Regions from separate parts of the Homo sapiens genome. Here region 2 is linked to region 1. The links are chromatin contacts, found by Hi-C or POLR2A ChIA-PET in ENCODE. All regions are on one chromosome and are shown on one strand. The core of a region is the stretch at or near the end of the contact, and the rest is flanking DNA. Distances in the headings are between cores, read along the strand shown.

Evidence for each region. A loop is a pair of places that touch in the nucleus more often than their neighbours do. ChIA-PET counts read pairs that join two places held with the same protein, here RNA polymerase II (POLR2A). Pooled maps may share reads with other maps.
Region 2: POLR2A ChIA-PET joins it to region 1 with 10 read pairs in BJ. The contact joins two enhancer-like sites. A Hi-C loop is called at or near these places in 5 of 50 pooled maps. POLR2A ChIA-PET finds 5 or more read pairs at or near these places in 6 of 52 experiments (BJ, GM12878, SK-N-SH and 3 more).

The regions. Positions count from the first base shown.
Region 1 is chr1:154,194,786-154,198,733 of GRCh38, reverse strand. No RefSeq gene overlaps it. Among named protein-coding and RNA genes, the nearest start is that of MIR190B, 3.0 kb to the right of the region's middle. RefSeq lists a silencer at 1,096-1,325. Within about 2 kb of position 1,678, at least 2 of the 41 ENCODE cell types and tissues checked have a DNase peak (open chromatin) inside an H3K27ac peak, as active enhancers do.
Region 2 is chr1:154,384,449-154,388,396 of GRCh38, reverse strand. No RefSeq gene overlaps it. Among named protein-coding and RNA genes, the nearest start is that of IL6R, 19 kb to the left of the region's middle. RefSeq lists an enhancer at 1,444-1,653. Within about 2 kb of position 1,641, at least 11 of the 41 ENCODE cell types and tissues checked have a DNase peak (open chromatin) inside an H3K27ac peak, as active enhancers do.

The DNA.
Region 1 (3,948 bases), core at 429-2,928:
GGAAATAAGGAGTGGTGGGATTTGTAGGGGGCTGGAAAGAGCAGTCAAAATAAAGGCACTCAAAATTCTGAAAAATACTGAAAAGTACTGATTGACCATGTGCATCATATGAAGGCCATAGACAACTTTACTTACAAGGGTTCACTTTACAGGCTGGGTGAGGTGGCTCACACCTGTAATCCCAGCACTTTGGGAGGCTGAGACAGGTGGATCACCTGAGGTCAGGAGTTCAAGACCAGCCTGGCCAACCATGGCCAAAATGGTGAAACCCCATCTCTACTAAAAATACAAAAAATTAGCCTGGCATGGTGGCAGGCACTTGTAATCCCAGCTACTCAGGAGGCTGAGGCAGGAGAATTGCTTGAACCCAGGAGGCGGAGATTGCAGTGAGCTGAGATCATGTCATTGAACTCTAGCCTGGGTGACAGCAAGACTCCGTCTCAAAAATAAAAAGGGTCCACTTTACATGTGAATGACATCCCAAGCCAGAGAGACCCCCATTTCACAGCCAGTGACAGCTGTAGGAATACACCATGAGTCCCTGAATACACTCCCTGAACACACCATCGCTCCCTGATGTAAATGCCATTATACATTACTTTGTCCTGTGCTCTCACCTTGCCGTTGGCATCCTCACTGGTCACTCATCCTGTCCACATGATATTTTCCTGACCTCAACTCTATGTGCCTTTGTCTCCACTGCAAAACTCATACCCTTCCCTCCAACCAAGTCTGTCTCCATCCTTCAGTCTCCTACTGAATCCCCCATTTTTCTTCTAGCTGTCAGAGCTTCTTCCTCTGCCCCTACACATCCCACTGATCAAGAGGCAGTAGAGTATAAAAATAAGAGCACAGGCTTTGAAGTCAGGTGTGGGTTCAAATTCTGGCTTCACCTCTTTAATTCTTGTGTCATCATATGGAAGTAATTTAGCTTAACTGGCCTCAATTTCCTCTTCTAGGCTGGGCGTGGTGGCTCATGCCTATAATCCCAGCACTTTGGGAGGCCGAGGCAGGTGGATCACTTGAGGTCAGGTATTCAAGACCAGCCTGCCCAATGTGGTGAAACGCTGGCTCTACTGAAAATACAAAAATTAGCCAGGTGTGGTGGCAGGCCCCTGTAATCCCAGCTACTTGGGAGGCTGAGGCAGGGGAATTGCTTAAACCCAGAAGGCGGAGGTTGCAGCGAGCCGAGATTGTGCCATTGCGCTCCAGCCTGGGTGGCAGAGCAAGACTCCATCTCAAAAAAAAAAAAAAAAAAAAAAATTTCCTCTTTTGAAAATTAGGACAATACCCATCTCATAGGCTCATTTGAAGAATTAAGTAAGATAATGTATAAGCCCAGTGCTTGGCACACAGTAGGTATCCTCCATGTTCTCCCTCAGGAGATTTCTCTGTGACCCAGGTCCTCCAGAGGTTGCTTGCTGACCTCTAGGCCAGCCCTCTTATCCAATCAAATATCATTCTCCACCCATGCCCATTCCTCTGTCTGTGCTACATATCCGATATTCAACCCCCAACTCCCATCACCTCTGCTTCCCAAACCCTCTTATCTTTAGTCAATAACTACTCATGAGTGCTTACACACCAGATGACGTGGAATTCACAGCCTAGTTGAAGAGGCAGGCACTGAACAAGTAACGACAAGTATGGTGTAAGTTTTATAGGAGACAAAACATGTGACCTGGATCTGACCCAGAAACCTGAGACTGAGTCGCTCATTCCTTCTGTCTGCCTGTGTCCTCCCCGGCCCTCTATTTTCTGAAGCTTCATCTCACCTTCGCTTTTTTTTTTTTTTTTTTTTGAGACGGAGTCTCGCTCTGTCACCCAGGCTGGAGTGCAGTGGTGCAATCTCGGCTCACTGCAACCTCCCCCTCCCGGGTTCAAGCGATTCTCCTGTCTCAGCCTCCTGGGTAGCTAGGACTATAGGTGCCCACCACCACGCTCGGCTAATTTTTGTATTTTTAGTAGAGATGGGGTTTCAGCATATTGGCCTGGCTGGTCTTGAATTTCTGACATTGTGATCCGCTCACCTCAGTCTCCCAGAGTGTTGGGACTACAGGGATGAGCCACCGCACCCAGCCTTTTTTTTTTTTTTTTTGAGACAGTCTCGCTCCATTGCCCAGGCTGGAGTGCACTGGTACAATCATGGCTCACTGCAGCTTCGACCTCCTGGGCTCAAGCAATACCCCCTCCTCAGCCTCCTGAGTAGCTGGGACCACAGGCACATGCCACCATATCTGGCTTTTTTTTTTTTTTTTTTTTTTTTTTTTGTAGAGATGGGGGTCTCACTGTGTTGCTCAGGCTGGTCTCGAACCCTTGGGCTTAAGCAGTCTCTGCCTTGGCCTCCCAAAGTGCTAGGATTATAGGCATGAGCCAAATAGCCAGCTGCTCCTTCACTTTTTTTTTTTTTTTTTTTAGACGGAATCTCTCTTGTCACTCAGGCTGGAGTGCAGTGGCGCGATCTTGACTCACTGCGACCTCTGCCTCCCGGGTTCAAGTGATTCTTCTGCCTCAGCCTCCCAAGTAGCTGGAACTACAGGCACCTGCCACCACACCTGGCTAATTTTTTTGTATTTTTAGTAGAGACAGGGTTTCACTATGTTGGCCAGGCTGGTCTCAAACTCCTGACCACATGATCTGCCTGCCTCGGCCTCCCAAAGTGCTGGGATTACAGGCGTGAGCCACCACACCCGGACTGCACCTTCACTTTTTAAATCTTCCCCCATATTTGTCTCCCAGGCCGCTTATTGCTTCTTTTACACAGGCAGTATATTTTGGCGTTAGGAGAACAGGCTTTAACACTGGACAGATCTGGGTTTCAGTGCTGGCTCTGTCACTGACTGTGTGGCCTTGTGCAAATTATTTTAATTTTCTGGGTTACAGTTCTTTATGCTGTATGTAAAAAGGGAGATAATGCCTAATTCATTGGGTTGCTGTGGGGATTAAATAAAGCACTTAGCAGCAAGTAGCACAAAATGTCCAATAAATGGTAACCCATAATGATGTTTTCTTGCTCCTATGATAGTTTTTTTCCTTCATTCCTTTCCATTACATGGGCTCCCCTTACCTCCAACCAGACTCCCTCACCAACTCCTTCTATTTTGCTATTCTTCTTTCCTCTGTTCATCTGAACCCACAGAATGCCCCATCCCCTCTGCCTTGATCCCTGACCTTGGCCTCTTCCCCCAGGGCTTGTCAGTGCCAGGCTGGCTCCAGTATTGGCAGGTTGGCCCCCTACAGAGCCCATCTCTTCTGATCCTCTCTATCTATTCTGTCTGCTCTCATAACATCACCCCATCATACCCATTCAGCCCCTCTTCCCTCTGTGGCGAATGCTATAACCAGCTCCTCTGGCTCAGAGGGGCTCAGTCCTGTTTGAAATGGCTACATAGTAGATATTTCCAGGAGAGCTAAACGGCTTGTATCAAAGGCCATCTGATGTTTCTGCCTAGGTATGCCATACAAACTCTCCTTCCAAGACAGCTGCTTCTCCCCTGCATCCATATTCCCAGTCTGCCTCTCTGTTCCTCTAGTGCCCCAAACATTAAAGTCCTTTCATTCCTGCTAGTCTCTTTCCCAGCCTCTCTTCCTCCAGCTTCTGATTCTTGAATGTGGGTAAGCTTCTCAGAGAAGGGAACTAGAACTTGAGGGGTTAAGGGTAAGAAGGGAGAGCAAGAAAGTACAAATTACATACACATCCCCTTTAGGAGCCAAAAAGGAACAAAGACATAAGACAACATCACAGATGCCTACCTTGGGGCCTGTATATGCCGATTTGTTAGTCTTCCCCTGAAAGGCAAGAGCCACACAACAGGAATTGACTGGGGCTTGGGACAAGCTATTGATCTAGATCAAGGACACTGTGGAGTTGGTATATGCTGGGGTTTGGGGTGGGTGTCTGGAATGGGAACAAGGACACATGGAACAGGCCTAGGGGCTGAAGCAGAG
Region 2 (3,948 bases), core at 392-2,891, 190 kb before region 1:
TCCAGCCTGGGCGACAGAGCGAGGCTCTGTCTCAAAAAAAAAAGAAAAAAGAAAATTGGGACCTAATAGAGAATAAACTTCTCAAAGGACCCATGTACCTAGACCTCAGTTGCTATTTCCCACCCCTAAGCCCATGGTCTCTAGAGTTAAGTACAATCTACTCAGCCAGGTGCGGGGGCTCACGCCTGTAATCCCAGCACTTTGGGAAGCCGAGGCGGGCAGATCACCTGAGGTCTGGAGTTCAAGACCAGCCTGACCAACATGGTGAAACCCCGTCTCTACTAAAAATACAAAATTAGCCCGGCGTGGTGGCACATACCTGTAATCCCAGCTACTCAGGAGGCTGAGGCAGGAGTATCGCTTGAACCTGGGAGGCGGAGGTTACGGTGAGCCAAGATTGCACCATTGCACTCCATCCTGGGCAACAAGAGCAAAACTCCGTCTCAAAAAAAGAAAAAAGTACAATCTACTCAAACACTTACCAGTCTGGCCCCATGATGCCTTTTCTTCCTCTTTCTTCTGAGTCCTCTCTCAAATATACTGTGTTTCAGCCAAAGAAGATTTGAAAATTCCAGATGTACCCCAGGAACCAAAAAACCCTCTGGGTTTAGGTGACAACTGATGTAGCCAACTTGAAATACCCAAATCCTGGCCAGGCACAGTGGCTCACGCCTATAATCCCAGCACTCTAGGAGGCTGAGGCGGTGAATCATTTGAAGTCAGGAGTTCAAGACCAGCCTGGCCAACATGGTGAAACTCCCTCGCTACTAAAAATACAAAAATTAGCTGGGTGGGGTGGTGCATGCCTCTAGCTGCAGCTACTCGGGAGGCTGAGGCAGGAAAATCTCTTGAACCCGGGAGGTGGAGGTTGTAGTGAGCCAAGATCATGCCACTGCACTCCAGCCTGGGCGACAGAGCGAGACTATTGTCTCAAAAAAAACCAAAAAAACAAACAAAAAAAAAAAACAAAAAAGGCCAAATCCTAAATGACCAGCAGAGAAAACTGAGAAGCAACCCATCTATTCATAAAATCCTCAAAACGCTCATGAACTGGCAGCTCCAAGTACCTCTGGAACTGAGTTTGTGTGTCTCTGAGTGTGTGAGTGTGCAAACAAGGAGGACTGGTTGAAAGCTGTTTGAGAAGCACCCTTCATTACTGAGTAACTACCCCTCCCTCCCTCCCACAGAAATCTGCAAGCTTGTTCTCTGTACAGGATAAAACAGAGAGTCTCTGAACTGGGTGATACCAGGCACATTTGACAGCATGGCTATGGCTTGTAAACTCGGGAACTAAGGGACTGCGTATGCCAAATGCCCCAGGCTAAGACCCACAGCCCTCTGCCTCCTTTCGGGGGCCAGAACACTGGCAGGCTGGCCTGTTCCCTCCTAGAAGGAGATTCTTCTCTGGGTAACCTGACTGGCCCCAGACGAAAGACCTAAAGATCCAGACATGTGGGGACTCCCCCAGCAAACAGTCCCGTCCAGATGCCCACCATGTGAGCTTCCAATCAGCGCCTTCGTTCCCATGTCAGAGCTTTCTCTTTGCTACTCCCCACCCACGCTGCCTGGCCCTCTGCACTGGGGGTATTCCAGGAAGAGACCACATGAGCAATACCCCACACCCTCTGACTAGCAGTTGGTCTAGACAACGCAGAACCCGGAAGACCAGAGGGAGGAGGAGCGTGAGATCAAGATATCTGTTCCTCTGGTTCTTCTCTTAGAGGGTTCCTCTCTTAGGCTGCCTGTGTCTCTCAACCAAAGGTTATAGCTCTCCTATACTCTGTCTTTGTAAATGGCCATTTTGTAAAGAAATCCTCCTAAAATAATCCTAACTTGAGTAAACCATATGTTTACTGTAAGGACTTAACTGATATTTGCCTGTCTTATAAATAATCAGTCAAAGATCACCAGACAGCTGAAAAAAACCTCAGACATGGAAGATAAAAACAAATGAGCAAAAAGCAGACTGAAAAGCAATTTGCAGAAATAGTTTCTACACAGGAAGAAGAAAACTTCAAAAGAAAAATATCAAATAATACTTCAGAGAGGCCAGGCACAGTTGCTCACACCTGTAATTCCAGCACTTTGGGAGGCTGAGGTAGGTGGATCACCTAAGGTCAGGAGTTTGAGACCAGCCTGGTCAACATAGTGAAGCCTCGTCTCTACTAAAAATACAAAAATTACCCAGGCATGGTGGCGCGTGCCTGTAATCCCACCTACTCAGGAGGCTGAGGCAGGAGAATCGCTTGAACCTGGGAGGTGGAGTTTGCCGTGAGCCGAGATCGTGCCATTGCACTCTAGCCTGGACAACAAGAGCGAAACTCCGTCTCAAAAAAAAAAAAAAAAACAGGAGAACAGGAGGACACATGAGTTTGGAGCTTCATACAAACGTGTGGTCAATAACAGAACAGGCCTGTATTTACCTGTGTACAAAAACGCCTGTGTGTCTGCAGCTACAGACAACCTACTATGAAACCACTAATCATTTCCTCATTGCTTTCGGATTCAGGCTTCTCCTCCAGACATGCTTAGCTGTGGTTTAGGAGCTGCTACGCTTATGGGGTCTTTCCAGTGTCTTCCTAGCGCCTTCCTTTCCTCTCCCAACCCCTACGCCCTCTGCCCTCAGGGTTCCCAGGTTAAACAATCAAGATACACACTTCCGCCTCTAGGCACCACGCCCCATCCTCTTCCTGGAGCTCCACCCACAACAAGGTACTGAAGAGGAGGAAGTAGAGAGGAAGAACACTAGATTATTGAATAAATAACCTGAGAATTGAATAAATTGGAAGTTAGCCCTATTGTTAATCTTTGAACCATGGGAAATGGTAGCATGGGAAGAATGACCCCTAAAGCCACTGAGTTGGGGTGGGGCTGGCTCTCCTCCACTTAAAACCCCTCAGGGCTCTGGCTTATTCCCAGAATAAGGCTGAAATCCCTTCACCGAGAAAAGGGTTCTCCAGAAGTCACCCTGCTTTTCTCTCCTGCCTCATCTCTTGCCACTTTCTCCTTGTTATCTGGGCTCCAGCCACAATAAACAATGTTCTTGCAGACAAGAGCATTGACTTCATGTGGGCAAGTGTGGCTCTTGTCCCGGGCCTCATGGTTAGAGGGCCCTGAATTATTCACACATGTGCACACACACATTTAACACACACTGCTCCTCTGTCATTAGGGATCGGGTGCTTTTTGCTGACTTAGAGAAACCCCATGCCTGAAACCTACTCATCTGCTCTCAGGAGAGGTAGTAATTGTCACTGCTCATTGATAAACACTCCCTGTCTTCATTGGAGCAGGCCCAGGGGTTGTTGGGTTTAACTCCATCCCAAATTCCAGAGATGAGCCAGGTTGATGTAAGCTAGTCAGGGGATCTCCCTCCACCTGTCTCTTCCCTGTACCTACAAGCATGCACAAACAGGGCACAGCACTTCCCTGGTCAAAGGGCTTGGTTCGATTGAGGATAGAGCAGTGGATGGCACAGGAGACACCCCCCTCCCTTGCTCTGAATCAGGCAGAGTGTAGATGTGAGGCCTGGGAATGATAACAGCCATTTAGTTCCCCCAAGATAAGCCAGACTTGGAACATTGCCACTTGACACCCCCATTACCCAAAGACAACTGGAGATAGCTGAGCTAAAGCTCAAGCATCGTCATTTGGAGGTTGGTTGGTTCGTTTGTTTGTTTGTTTGTTTTGAGACAGGGTCTCTGTCACCTGGGCTGGAATGCAGTGGCATGATCTCGGCTCGCTGCAACCTCTGCCTCTCGGTTTCAAGCGATTCTCCTGCCTCAGCCTCCCCAGTAGCTGGGATTACAGGCGTGCACCACCATGCCCAGCTAATTTTTGTATTTTTAGTAGAGATGGAGTTTCACCATGTTGCCCAGGCTGGTCTTGAACTCCTGACCTCAAGTGATCTGCCTACCTCGGCCTCCAAAAGTGCTGGAATTACAGGCA